Regions from separate parts of the Homo sapiens genome. Here region 2 is linked to region 1. A link is a loop called in an ENCODE intact Hi-C map of the cell type or tissue named here. Cell type or tissue: Calu3. All regions are shown on one strand.

Evidence for each region. Peaks named below come from ENCODE experiments on the same cell type or tissue, not always from the same donor. Only the 100,000 strongest peaks of a DNase experiment are listed, where the experiment ranks them.
Region 2: it touches region 1 in a loop (12-fold over the local background); 60 of 110 quality-filtered maps call a loop at or near these places.

Annotation. Positions count from the first base shown.
Region 1 is chrX:50,080,225-50,082,724 of GRCh38, forward strand. CLCN5 (chloride voltage-gated channel 5) reads left to right here. Exons shown (of 15, transcript NM_001127898.4): 8 at 370-492; 9 at 1,417-1,623. Among named protein-coding and RNA genes, the nearest start is that of MIR502, 67 kb to the left of the region's middle. In Calu3, no CTCF peak of the experiment used is centred here; a DNase peak (open chromatin) is centred at 1,537.
Region 2 is chrX:49,914,714-49,917,213 of GRCh38, forward strand. No RefSeq gene overlaps it. Among named protein-coding and RNA genes, the nearest start is that of CLCN5, 6.6 kb to the right of the region's middle. In Calu3, a CTCF peak has its summit at 1,093 (motif pointing right); a DNase peak (open chromatin) is centred at 1,108.

The DNA of each region.
Region 1 (2,500 bases):
GGGGGGGTGCTCTTAAGACTCTTGGTAAAATGACATGGAATCATATATATTTGACTACAAAACCCATCAAAGCACTCATATAGAAAGAGAATTTTGTTTCATGGTTTTCCGTTTGCTCTTTTCCTTGTTCATCCTTAGAATCCATGGTAAATTTCCTTTGGGTGTAGCAAAGCATCTCATTTTCAGTACTAAGTGGCCTGACAGTGTTTCAGTAGTTGACAATTCAGAAAGAAAAGTCTTGAACAATTTAATCTCGGTGGTTTTTTTTTTTTTTGGACTTTTTTTCCTGAAAAAACATTACTCAGAAGAGCTGCATGTCTCACTGAAGCTGTCTAGGCTAAAACAAGCTTCTTTTTCCCCCTGTTCCAGGGAGCCTTTGCCTACATAGTCAATTATTTCATGTACGTCCTCTGGGCTCTCCTATTTGCCTTCCTTGCCGTATCTCTTGTCAAGGTGTTTGCGCCTTATGCCTGTGGCTCTGGAATCCCTGAGGTGAGTCTCTTAAAATGGTTTATAAATGGTTACAATATGAATACTTTTTGGTTAAAATCTCTTAATATGTATTCCAGCACATACCACAATTTGATGAATGTTAAACAGGATCAGATCCTGAGGCCATCTAAGACCTAGGTCTTTCCACAAGTCCCTCTCAGCCTGGGCTACCAGGAAATTAAAGGGAGTTGATTCTTAGCCTCCTGAGGGTTCCTGTTGAGCCAGGCTCTGGAAAACTTCCCCTGTTCCCTATCCAAAAAGCTTCCAGAGTATATCCCAAGATTCTGACCTGAAAAAGCAGTGTTATTGTCAGCTTTTTCAGGGCAAAAGAAAGAAAATCATTTGGTACCTTTCCCACAATATGATTTAGGCTACATGGGATGGTTAAAACCCTGTTTCTAACTACTTTTGGCTTAGATTGCTTGACAGTGACTAAAGACACTGAGACTTAGGTTACCAGGATGACTTTGCCCTTCCCTGTTTCCTGACCAGGTAATAAGTCACAATTTTTTTTTTTTTTAAGCCAGGGAATCAAGACTATACCTAACCTTTAAGGTTGTTTCAGGGACATTAGCCTTGTCCTCTCAAAACATGCCTCTTGGGCTACCACGTTGTAACATGAGGAAAACACCTATCCCTCCCTCTCCAGCTCCTCCTTCATATATGCACACTCTCATACTTACAATACATCCTTGCCCAGCTATCACTCCCCTCCCCCTAAAAAGGGGGAACATGAAAGCTTAAAGAACAGTTCTTGCTTTCTTGGGCTCCTGGGCTCTCTTCCAAACAGGGATCACTGTAGGTCAAGCATTTATATGTCACTTATTCAAAAGGTGCAGTTTCTATAATGAGGTCCAGATTTTTGCTTCTTAGCCTTGTTGACTTCCTTAGTCTATATTCAATCTTTCTGTGTTTAACCTGCAGATAAAAACTATCTTGAGTGGTTTCATTATTAGGGGCTATTTGGGTAAGTGGACTCTGGTTATCAAAACCATCACCTTGGTGCTGGCAGTGTCATCTGGCTTGAGCCTGGGCAAAGAGGGCCCTCTAGTGCACGTGGCTTGCTGCTGTGGGAACATCCTGTGCCACTGCTTCAACAAATACAGGAAGAATGAAGCCAAGCGCAGAGAGGTAATAATGAATGGCCTTAATAGTCTCTTTTTGGTTGTGAGCATAAATGATACAATCTTAGGGGGTGAGAATTTGAGAGTTCTACCAATGTTAATGCAAACACCCTTTGACCCAGCAATTCCACTTGTAGGAATTTATCCTACAGATATCCTAGCATGTGTGTGCACAAAGGTGTATAAGGATAGTGCAGCGTCTGTCAACATAGTAAAAAACTGAAGCAACAAAAATGTCCATCAATAGGGAACTGATCTAATAAATACTATTCTGTTCATACTGTAGAATACTTTGCAACCATTAAATGAGATAACCTTTTATATATTGACTTGGAATTCTGGCTATGAAACACCATTTGATTTTAAAAGCCAGTTTCTGAGTAATGTATATAATATAATTCATATTTTTTAAAAGTGTACATGCACTTATTGATAGAAAATGTCTGGAAGGTGGTTTTACCCCAAACTGGTTTTACTTTTTTTTTTTTTTGAGACAGGGTCTCACTCTGTCACCTAGACTGCAGTGCAGTGGCATGATCACGGCTCACTGCAGCCTCGACCTCCCTGGCTCAGATGATCCTCCCACCTCAGCCTCCCAAGTAGCTGAAACTACAGGCACGCACCACCAAACCCAGCTAATTTTTGTATTTTTTGTAGAGACGGGGTTTCACTATGTTGCCCAGGCTAGTCTCGAACTCCTGCGCTCAAGCAATCCTCCTCCCTCAGTCTCCCAAAGTGCTGGGATTACAGGCATGAGACACGATGCCTGGCTCACGTCAAACTGTTAAAAATGTTTATCTATGGTGAGTGGGAGAGTGAGGGGTAGTGAAGGAGAAGTAAGGATTTTAACTTTTTATTGTATGTAATTCTATTCAAGTATATAT
Region 2 (2,500 bases), 170 kb before region 1:
TAACTAAACTTTGAAAACTCATTGGATGGGCTCAACAGCAGAATGGAGAATATGGAGGAAACAATGATAGAACTAGATGATAAGACAGTAGAAATAACCTAGTTTGAACAACAGACAGAAATAGACTGGGAAAAAAAAAAAAAAGATGAACAGAGCCTGTGGAACTATAACAACAGATATAGCATTCATGTTACAGGAGACCCAGCAGGAGAGAAGAAAAAAGTGTGGTGCTGAAAATGTATTTGAAGAAATCATGACAAAAATTTTCCAAAATTTGAGAAAAGACAACTTACAGATTCAATAACTGACCAAACCCCTAGCAGAATAAACCCCAAGAAACCCAGGCCAAGATACAGAGTTTTCTGTACCTGGAACAGTGAATGGCACACAGTAAGTGTTCAGCACATAAATAAATGCATATATCACTTAACTCAGGTTATGGTGTCCCAGTACTATTGGCAGTGGCCACTTAAATCTACATAGGCTTGGAGTCATAAAGATTTATTTTAAATTTTAATTATTTTATCTGCATTATATTTTAGAGTTAACTTATCTACTCTTGTATCTATTGTTAGATTACAGAGGTTGCCAGGATAACAGATCAACAATAACAAAAAATAGAATATATTCTTGTCAAACTTTATCCAGTTTAGTAAATCACTATTCTACATAATCTAAAGGGTATTCAAAGTGACTACAAAATGGATTTAAAAATGAGATAATCTGGTCAAGAAAAAAATAAAATGGAACAGTATGAGCAAGGAAGAGAGTAGTTGGTGATGAGGTCAGAGAACTAACAGGGGGCCCGATCATGCATAGCTGTGTACATGGAAGTCTTAAGGTAAGGACTTTGACTTTTGCTCTTGCTTGAGCCATGGCTTGGGAGCCACGGGAGGGTTTCAGATAGGAAAAATAAAATGAAACTAGAGGTGAGTTTAATATAAAATGCAATCTGTAAAATCCTGTTCACTTGCCGGGGGTGGGGAATACCAAATATTTGGCTCCAAGCTTTCTAGCAGCCAATGCAAAAAAAGAAATAAAGGGCATGATTCCTACGGAGAGCAAAGCCTCTTCCTAGAGCCATGTTCCCTGCTCTACCAGTAGATGGCGCACATTCCATGTGATGAGGATTAAGGAGCAAACTCTTCAAGGCAGGGCTTCTAAACTGAGCCTAAAATTAATATCAATCATTCTTTCTGAACTACGTGCCTGGCTATTTAATTCACCATATAGTTCTTAGTGCAGCTTTGGGAGAATTTGCTATTATCTCCTTTAAAGATAAGGAGACAGGATTACAGGTAAAACTGGCTCAAGCCCAGATTTGAGTCTCTACTCTTTCTATTGCACCAGGCAGGCAACTTGCTATTATTTGGAAAACCTAAGGCAGGTTTTACTCTAATTGGTGGGACTCTTTGACTGGGAGGCTTTCTTAGTGCCACTGCCACAAGATGCAGTAAGAGTCGGAGGCGAATTTGGGGTTCTGACATAAAGTAGCTGTTTCAGATCAGGGAAATCGTTTAATCCGCGTGACTCAACTTCCTCTTCTGCCAAATGGGAATGACAAAATCTGCTCCACTTAACTCTGGAAGTGGTGTGAGGATAGCAGAGGGAAATAGATGTGAAAACACAAAGTAGAAAACATTCTATAGGAATGCTGTATTAAACCCAAGATTTATCGAATTCCTACAATGAGCTGGGTGCTGCGGTAGTCCTGTCAGGTGGTATTATTCAAAGTGTGGTCCATGGCCCACTGCTGGTCCACAAACTGTTTGTTGTTGGTTTGAATCGAATGGGATAAAATGGAAAGAAAGTGTTCCAAAACCTTAACAATTTGTCAGAGTAATTTTATGTCTGTTGAATATAATCATGAAAGAGTTGCACTTGTATTTTGTGTTTTTGTTTTTATTTCATTTTTCTAGTAATTTATTGGTATTGTATTTTATAAAAGTATTGATACACGATATATTTTAGGGAAAATGAGTTTTTCCTATGAATAGTTTGAAAAGCACTGCTGTAAGGAATATAAAGTAAAATATAGGACATGGGCCTGCCATCAAGGAGCTTGCAGGCTAGTTGGTGAACAGGTAGCAGAGTGGTTCAGAGACGCCACTACCACTATTCCACTGTGCTTTAACTCCTCTATGGAACAGAAGTCTATACAGAGCTGAGGAACTTACAAGTGAAAGATCTTCAAATCCTCAAAAACATTCCCTAAACAAACCCTCATATCTGCTGCCATAGAATAGTAGCAACTCTAGCTAGACTTGGACTTCTCTCACATGGAGGGCAGCCTGACATGGGATTTTTTTTTTTTTGAGACAGAGTCTCACTCTACTGCCCAGGCTGGAGTGCAGTGGTGTGATCTCGGCTCACTGCAACCTCCGACTCCCGGGTTCAAGCAGTTCTTCTGCCTCAGCCTCCCAAGTAGCTGGGACTACAGGCGTGCACCACCATGCCTGGCTAATTTTTTTGTATTTTTAGTAGAGACGGGGGTTTCACC